Regions from separate parts of the Homo sapiens genome. Here all the other regions are linked to region 3. A link is a contact called in ENCODE Hi-C or POLR2A ChIA-PET data. All regions are on one chromosome and are shown on one strand. Each heading gives the region's core, a stretch centred on a gene start or an enhancer-like site at or near the end of the contact. The rest is flanking DNA. Distances are from core to core; before and after follow the strand shown. Region 1 holds the start of DTYMK (deoxythymidylate kinase). Region 2 holds the start of SNED1 (sushi, nidogen and EGF like domains 1). Region 3 holds the start of HDLBP-AS1 (HDLBP antisense RNA 1).

Region 1 (2,990 bases), core at 101-2,600, 410 kb after region 3:
GGAGGTTGCAGTGAGCCGAGATCACACCTCTGCCTGGCGACAGAGCGGAACTCCGTCTAAAAAAACCCGAAAAACTGAAGTCTATTAGTTATGGGGTGTGGGGAGCAGGAGGACGAAACAGCATTCATTAGCGCCCTTTGGGAACTAGGGCGCTTCACCACCTCTGCCCACAGGACTGCTAAACAGAAGAACATCAGGCCCAGCACTACTGTCACTGTCATTCAGAATCGAGTGCTGCGTTCACTGAATCTCAGGAGGAAGGAAAGTGGCAAGGGCAGAGGGAGCAGTGTGCAATGGTTTTTACACTTGTTCCCAGCGATTTGCAGAAAAAAGCAGGTGCACCGAGTGATCCTCCACGTCACTTTTCTTTTGCAAGTAGGAACTCAGAAGTTTGCCGATTTCAGTTGATCTTTCTAGAAAAAAAGAGAAACACACAAAATGCAAGTGAGATCAGGCTTTCCCTCTATATTACAATATAGTTTGGACTGAATTTCTCCCGGACTCAAGTCTCACGTTGAATTTTACTTTACTAAATCTCTAGACAGGCTTGGATCTTCTGCGGAAGCCAAAGGAATTTCTCTGAGCAATAACAGCAATCTGCAAACAAGCTGGGATGAAAAATGCTTTAGGAAAAAAGAACTCGGGTAGAAAGTAGAGACTTCAAAGAAAGCATTTATAAAATTTGTGGACTGGGTGGCCAAAGATTAAGGTCAATGCTTCACTTGAAAACTTTTAAATATATGCTATAAAACCCCTGAAAGCGCGAACAGCCATCAAACAAAACACAACACCAGAAAAACCCACAAAAACGAGACATGGATTACAAAAGAGCTGGAGGAGACTTTTGGGGGAGACACCACGGTTTCGCGCGGGTTTACACGTCAGTCATCACCATACCCCGCACTTAAAGACACGCAGCGTGGACCGGGCGCGGTGGCGCGCGCCTATGTTCCCGGCTACCCGGGAGGCTGAGGCGGGAGGATCGCTTGAGCCCGGGAGGTCCAGGCTGCCGTGGGCCGAGATGGCGCCACTGCACTCCAGCCTGGGCGACACAGGGAAAGCCCGTCTTTCAAAATAAAAACCGCACAGTTCACAGCACGCCAGCCGCAGACAACGAAGCGGAGCAAAGAGCCCCTGGGAAGGCAGAGGCACCGAAGGCCGCGGCGCACCCCCCGCCGCGCGCACCCACCCGGGAACCGGAGCAGTTCGGCGCGGTGGCCCGCGGCGCACAGCGCTTCCACCAGCTTGCGGCTCTGCGTGCTCTTCCCGGCGCGGTCCACGCCCTCCAGCACTATGAGAGCCCCGCGCCGGGCCGCCATGACTGTCCACCGCCCGCCGCTGGCGTCTCCACGCAGCCTTCCGGAGCTCCCATTGGCCGGCGTCAACAGCGCGCGCCGTGATTAGCTAGTATTTCCCGGCCTCGGCCAAATTCGAAGGGATTGGCCGGGGCCGGGGCGAGGACGACGCGCGGTGGGACCGACACCCGCGCCTGCGCCCTGGGCCGCGCCGCCACTGGAGCCGTGTCCTGGGCTTCCGGGGCGGAAACTGGGGCCCCGTGTCCCGTGCGGGCCTCCGTCCTCGGGCGAGCAGGGCCCTTCGCTCCGGGAGGGGAGGTGACGCGGCGCGGGCTGGACGGCCGGAGACGCGGGGTCAGGGCGCGGACGAGGGGAGCGCAGGGTCGGAGGGGCTCCCGGACGCTGCCCGCCCAGCGTCGGCTCTCGTTGGCCCCTGGCTGCGCGCAGCGGGCCCGACTCTCAGGGCCCTGCGGTGCCCGCTGCCAGCGTGAGGGCTCCGGTCACGCGGCGCGCGAGACGAACGAGCGAGATGCTTCCCGAAGCGCGGGGCCCAGTGCAGGGGCTCAGCCGGGGCTCCTCCCAAAGCTCACCTGGAGCCCAGCACGACTGCGTTCTGGAAACGCTGTGTTTGACAGCAGGGGCAGGATGGGGGGCTGTGTAGACGCTGGCCACGTGGCAATTGTAGGAGAACCATGGGATCGATAAATGTTCACTGTTGTCCCTGAAGCGCAAAACTGCAGGGCTCTGGAAAGTCCGTGTGTGTGTTTTTGTTGTTTTTGTTTGTTTGAGACAGAGTCTCGCTCTGTCACCCAGGCTGGAGTGCGGTGGCGCGATCTCTGCTCACTGCAACCTCCGCCTCCCGGGTTCAAGCGATTCTCCTGCCTCAGCCTCCCGAGTAGCTGGGACTGCAGGCGGCCGCCACGACGCCCGGCTAATTTTTTGTATTTTTAGTAGAGACGGGGTTTCACCGTGTTAGCCAGGATGGTCTTGATCTGACCTCGTGATCTGCCCGCCTCGGCCTCCCAGAGTGCTGGGATTACAGGCGTGAGCCACCGCGCCTGGCCGAAAAGTCCGTTTTAAAAGATGATGTATACAAATTATAGCACGGAGAGGGAACGGGCAAGTTGTTTCCTCTTTCCATGCCTCCAACTCCTCTGAAATGTGGGTCATGATGATAATAGGAAAAACTGTCTCTGCCATAGAGAGGTGGAAAAAGTCCCGCGAAGTGTCCCCGGTATCTAGAAAGCGCTCAGTAGTGTTTGCTGTTATCTTAGGGATATCAGGCTGCCTGGACATTTCTCAGGTGAGACTTTTTGTTATTTTAGATATCTAAAATACTACTATCTATATGTGCCATATTGTCAGTTGTCAGCTAGACATCACTTTCTCTGCTTAGCAGAAGAAATGGTAGGAACTGCATTTCCCAGAATCATCTGTGTAGCCCTGGATTACAGTCTACCAGACGAGGCACTCTTACCTTTCGAGGCGATTATTCTTGGGAGGCACCCTCAGCCAGAAATATAGATGAAATTCAAAGCTGTTCTGTTTTCAGAACCACCTGCCTCTGATGTAGACCAAGAAATTGCTGGTAGCTTTCTAAGTGTTGAGTTTGCATTGGTTTTTTCCCCATGAGCTCTTGAGACCACCACCCACTTCAGTGCTTTGGGCTGAGGTCATTGGCAACAATTTCCCGGA
Region 2 (2,700 bases), core at 99-2,598, 270 kb before region 3:
CTAAGGGCTAACTGCGGGACAGAGCCCTTCCCCTCCCAGGCCCAGTTTGCCTCTCTGCAAACAGAATTGCCACCCCATGCAGGGTGGGAGAGGCGCCAGGGGCAAGCTTTCAGGAGGTGCCAGTGCAGGGTCAGCTCCTCCTTAACAATTCTGCACCCGGCCCTGACACCAAGTCTAAAGGGTCATGAACCTCTGAGTGAAAACACCAAGTGCAGGATCTGTGAGAACCGGCAACACCCAGTCACACGCAGAGAACCCTCCGCTGCTTCTTAAAAATAACATTGACTGTGCCTGGCTCTCACTGAAAAACAACACGTGCTCACTTGAGATATTTCAGAAGATACAAACGCAAAGACAAACAAAAAACCACCCAGCACCTCAGTGGTAGATGCAGTTACCATCAGCCCGGCCTTTCCTGCTTGTCTTCGAGGGGTGCACTCTTATCTTTGGGGGCCCCAGTGTGGCACGCAGCCAACACCACCCAACACCAGGATCTAAGAGAAGAGACCACGGTGGGCCGGGTGAGTTCCAGGAATCAGACCCTGCCATGGGCCTGGGGACATAGAGGTGGTCCCGGCTGAGGCCCTGAGGAAGGACAGACAGGCAGCCCAGGCCAGCAGCCCAAGAGACAGGGGGCAGGGCTGGCAGGCCACAGGGTGGGGACCCTGAATTCAAATACTGGGACTCAGAGTCCTGCCCCCACCTGCCAAGGCCGGTGTCATGCACGCACTTGCCCCCAGGGCCTGAGTGGGTCAGTCTTCCCCACGGAGGGTTTGCTTTACCCAGGGGTCGCCCCGAGGTCCCGAGCCTCCCAGGAATTTCTCCTGATGCGGCCACGCAGATGCAAACACTTTGTTCCATGCCTCCTAGTCTCCGGCCCGGGCTCTTCCTCACACAGACCCAGGCAGGGAGTGGGCTCCGGGGTTAGTCTGCCCCTGTGGCTGGAAGCCTGGCGTCCCCATGCTCAGGGCTGGGAAGGGGGCAGCACGGAACGGGTTCATTCAGGCACTGCCTGGCCAGGGTCCCCTCCCGCCCCCCGCGTGATGACACGCCTTCAGGGCGGGCCCAGCGTCTCAGGCCTTAGGGACACAGGTCTGTCCCAGGACGGCACTGAGGGCCCAGGCGCCTCCACCAGGGTAGGGACCCAGGGCGGAGCATGGCCCCACCACAGGGCGCGCGCCCGCAGAGCCCTCACCTTGCCTGTGCCCACGCCAGGGGACTGAGCTCCCCGCGCGCCCGCGCCCTCCCACGGGGCCTGGCGCTTTAAGAGACGCCCGATTTGCATGGCCCCGCCCCCCCGAGTGACCGCCGGGCTGGATATTTAAATCGTGGCCCCAGGGGCGGGGCTGGCCCCGAACGCGGTCCCGCCCGGCGCTTTCCTCTGCGGAGCTGCGGCGAGAGCGCGGCCCGGCCGAACGGGCGCGGGACGCGGAGCCCCCGACGGCGCGGCCAGCGGGCGCGCCCGCGCTCCCCGCACCCCGCCTGGCCCTGCCGGCCACCCCCGCGCGCAGCCTAGTCCCCCAGCGCCCTGCTCCGCCAGCGCCCCGTCCCGCCCGCACACCTCCGCGATGCGGCACGGCGTCGCCTGGGCGCTGCTGGTGGCCGCGGCCCTGGGGCTTGGGGCGCGCGGGGTGCGCGGCGCGGTGGCCCTTGCCGACTTCTACCCGTTCGGCGCCGAGCGCGGCGACGCCGTCACCCCCAAGCAGGACGACGGCGGCTCGGGGCTGCGGCCGCTCTCGGTGCCCTTCCCGTTCTTCGGTGCCGAGCACTCCGGACTCTACGTGAGTAACCCCCGGGCTCGCGGGGCGCCCGGGAGGGGAGGGAGCTGCGCCCCGGCCGCTGCCCGCCGGGCCCGGACTCCCGCCGCCGCCGCCAGCCACTTGGCACCGGGGCGGCCCGAGGTGGAATGAGGACAGCGCTTCCTCCTCGGCGGCCAAGGCCGGACAGCGGCCCGCGGGAGAGGCGCGCGGGCGGGGCGGGGGCGGCAGCCGCCGGGCACCGAGGCGGGGGCGAGTGGAGCGCGGCGCCCCGGCCCCTGCCAGACCTGCCGAGCGCGTCTTCCCGGCGCCTGATTCCCAGGGGAGAGCAGGGGTCCTGGTACTGCCCTGGTTTTCACACATGGCAATGTGGCCGTGGGCACGGGCTTCCCGGGCCTCAGTTTCCCAAGTGGGGCGCCGGGCCTGCGAAGGTTGCAGCCCCTCCTTGGGCCATTTCAGCCCCGCCCCCCGTGGACGCCAGTGCGGCCCAGAGCCAGGAGGCTGGACCCCTTGCCCAGGCGCTCAGGGCAGGGCCTGCTTCTTCGCTGACCCTCCTAGGCGGGCTAGCAACAGGCTTGCCCCTCCCTGCCGTCCTCTCCGCAGTCTGGGGGCTGGCCGCTCAGGCTCAGACTCTCCAAACAGGACTCCCAGTGGGACTCCTGGGGCCAGGGACTCATGACAGCAGGCTCAGCTCAGCTGAAGGAACAGGCCCGAGTGCCGGTTCTGTCTCCATGGCTCCCAGAGTGTGACCCCAGGCCAAGCCCTTATGGCAGCCCAGGGAATGAAATGCACCTGGTAACTGCATGGAGCACTCGCCCTGAGTAGGCCACGGTGCACTGGTACCTGGTGGTTCCCTGAAACACCCCAGATCATATCTAGAAAACTGCTGGGCCAGCCTCAAGTAGAGTCCCCTCCAGCTCCGTCACCACGGCCACCTCCACCA
Region 3 (2,940 bases), core at 34-2,533:
CGGGTATCTCAGATTCTCACTGGATCTAACAGTACTGTCCAAATCAGGATTGAAAGGAACCTCAGATATTAATCTAATCCCATTTCTTAATACCACCAGGGACAGGAAATTCATGGCCTTCTCAGGGCCCGGGTCCACCCCTGCATGGCTGTAAACGCTCCACCTCAAGTTATGACAAAATCTACAACTTCTTTCCCCTTTCTGGCCATGGAGAACAAGTCCGCTCTCCTCCAAGGCTCCTTCTGGTAGGTGAGCCCTATCTCCTGTCTCCTTCAGTCCCTCCCATATGGCCCCAGTCCCTTCGTGATTCTGGCTCTCCCAACTACTTTTCCCATAGGAAGCTCGGATCAATCAGTGTCCAGGTCCACCTAATGTAAACCTCAAACTATACTGAACCTGGACTTTTAATTTTGTTTCCCAGAGTGCAAACATCCAAAGCAAAAAAGGTCACATCTCAGAATTTAACTTTCAGCAAACAGAACTAGAACTAAAGGAAGGAGGGCAGGAACCAAGACCCCTTTCCGCCCTAATACGTGTAGAGCAAAACGTGGAGTCCTGACAGAGCTGTGTGTTGCGTGGGAAACCTGGTGCTTACAAGTTTAGCACAAGTCTAACAGGTTTCTGACAGCAACAAAAAAGGCTTCACATGAGGGGTTCTACTTTTTTGCTTTTAAACGAGGAAGTAATTAAGTTGATTCCCTTGTGATAAGTTTTGCCAACTACATATTCAAGGGGCAACAGTCTTCGAAGAGAATTATCAGTAATACTCCAGGAAGAATTTCATTTCAGCCTCAGTTAATGAGACCCGCAAGTGCTTTAAAGCACCAGACAGGACCGGGTATGGAGGGCACCAAAAAAGCCTCCGGCTGAAACCCAGACTTCTCCTCTTCCAAAACTAAAATTACTCAAGACCACAAACCAAAGTTCAGAATGGGAAAATAAAATCCTGATCCACTCAGAGATCACAAGATCGAAATCTAGGAGAGACCACAGGCGACTGGCGAGCAGAAGGCAGGCTCCGCTCCGCACTTCTCACCAAGTTCTGGAAGTCGGCACCCATCCTGCATGGAGGAACTTTCGCAGATGCCACCTCAGCACGGCCCTCCCACAGGCCACGAGGGCCCGCGGGCGGGGACAGGCTTAAAGGGACAGCAACCCCTCGGCCTCCCCGCCTTTCATCCAAATTCGGTACTTTTCCGTAATGTATTTTTCATCCACGACCCTGGGGCACGTCCAAGTTGCACTCCAGGCCCAAGAAGAGCAGCTTTCCCCACCCCCGAACACGTAGACTGACGCGGGCCCCGCGCGGCAGGTGGAGGTGCTGCGGGGGCCCCGCCGCCCGGTCTGCGCCCAGACCCCCGCCCCGCCGCCACCTGGGGGGAAGGACCCCGCTGGCCTCCCAGGGACCCCCACCCTGGCCGCACACGGCGCCCCCGCCGGAGCGGGGGAGGGGAGGGCCGGCCCCGCCAACGTCAGCGACCTGGGCTCAGGTCGGCCGCCCCTCCGCGCCGTGCGGCCACGGCACCAGGGGTGCCCCACCGAAGCCCCGGGAGGAGGCGGGGGAGCCCAGCTTGCAGCCAAGAGCGGCCCAGCGGCGCCACCGGACTTGAGAAAGTTTGTGCGCGCCCCTCCGCGCCACGGCCACGCGCAGAAGAGACTCGGAGCCGGCCCCAGGTCTGGCCCGGAACCGCCACGCGCGGTAAGCAGGACACCCGCGGGCGGGGGCCGCAGCCTGGGGCCCGGGTGGGGGCCGCGGCACCCGGGCCCCTCCCCCTCCGCGGCCTCCACGTCAGCAGCCACCCCCCACCCCCCCGCCCGGCAGCCCGCCCGCCCCGTCCGCCCGCCCGCCCAGGCCTCCCAGCCCCGTGTTGCGCGCTCACTCGTGGGCCCCCGCCCGCTGGTCCTGCCGCTGGCTTACTCGCCCCCCGCGCGGGAGAAGCCGGGACGCTCCGAGGCGCGGCGCCCGGGCCCCGGCTGCTATATAGGGCGGCGGCCCAATCCCGCCTGGACACGTCAGCGCCCGCCCGCCCCGCCGCTGGGGTCCCCGCCGCCCCGGGCCGCCCAGCACCCGGGAGGCCCACCCAACTGCAGGCGTGGTTCTGCATCCTTTTTTCGGGTGGGGAAGGCGGTGCCGAGGAGTTGGGAAATTAATCACCTCCAGAAAGCAGAGGGAGCGCGCCCCGCAAGAACCCGAGTGGAAACAACCGAAGACCAGAAAGGGAGCAGGAAGGACGGCTGCTCTGGAAGCAGATGTCACCAGTACCGCCCACCTCCCCAAAATCAGAAGAAAAACCTCAAAGGATGCCCACCACATCGTAAACGGATGGCCACACTGGCACGAGGTCCTACAGCGCAGTGAGGCTCCCAGGCGGCTCCAGGGCTTTCATTCCCTCATTCCTGCGTGCCTATTCCTTATGTCCCTCACTTTTATAAACTATCCCCACCCGATTCCTTGGCAATCAACTTAATCTCCCCCCCAAAATGTAAAATCCCCTTCCTTTAAAGCGTGTATTACTTATGGCTCCATCTCTACATAGATGTATACACGCAAAAGAACCGGTGTGTGGCCTCTGAGCCCACGGTGGATACGCAGGACTGGGCGGAACGGAATCCCTACTCTCGGGGTCTCCACCCTCCGGGAAGGACTTGTCACTTCTGCATCCATTGTGTTTACTAAGTGATAACTGCCACTGTTTCTTTTAAGGGTATAAAGGGAGTCGAGCAATCTGTAGAGATGTCAGTCTGAACCTCTGGCAAAGTCGCAGGTCAACAGAATCCTGCATAGGGCACAGGATCAACTACAGGTATCTGGGGACAAGACCGTCCCACACAGGGGAAGAGGTAGGGGCACACCCAGCCTTACCCAGGGAATGGGGTCAGGTCCGCACAGCCTGCAGCCAGGCCACGGGTGCTGTTGAGGATGGTGGGAGCTGGGTGGGG

Evidence for each region. A loop is a pair of places that touch in the nucleus more often than their neighbours do. ChIA-PET counts read pairs that join two places held with the same protein, here RNA polymerase II (POLR2A). Pooled maps may share reads with other maps.
Region 1: a loop to region 3 is called in a pooled map, with 8 times the contacts of the local background. The contact joins the promoter of DTYMK here to the promoter of HDLBP-AS1 in region 3. A Hi-C loop is called at or near these places in 2 of 37 single-sample maps with no recorded cell type and 12 of 50 pooled maps. POLR2A ChIA-PET finds 5 or more read pairs at or near these places in 1 of 52 experiments (activated T-cell).
Region 2: a loop to region 3 is called in a map of ascending aorta, with 2.1 times the contacts of the local background. The contact joins the promoter of SNED1 here to the promoter of HDLBP-AS1 in region 3. A Hi-C loop is called at or near these places in 1 of 168 maps with a recorded cell type or tissue (ascending aorta) and 6 of 50 pooled maps.

Annotation. Positions count from the first base shown.
Region 1 is chr2:241,685,465-241,688,454 of GRCh38, forward strand. It overlaps DTYMK (deoxythymidylate kinase), which reads right to left and starts at 1,351. Exons shown (of 5, transcript NM_012145.4): 1 at 1,190-1,351; 2 at 305-413. The coding sequence starts at 1,319. It also overlaps a transcript of ING5 not described here. RefSeq lists silencers at 941-1,250, 1,298-1,560, 1,311-1,840.
Region 2 is chr2:240,997,270-240,999,969 of GRCh38, forward strand. It overlaps SNED1 (sushi, nidogen and EGF like domains 1), which reads left to right and starts at 1,349. Exons shown (of 32, transcript NM_001080437.3): 1 at 1,349-1,781. The coding sequence starts at 1,569. RefSeq lists a silencer at 981-1,400.
Region 3 is chr2:241,270,881-241,273,820 of GRCh38, forward strand. HDLBP-AS1 (HDLBP antisense RNA 1) reads left to right here and starts at 1,284. Exons shown (of 2, transcript NR_168372.1): 1 at 1,284-2,804. All of the region lies in intron 1 of HDLBP (high density lipoprotein binding protein), which reads right to left. RefSeq lists an enhancer at 1,098-1,177 and silencers at 1,318-1,627, 1,898-2,177.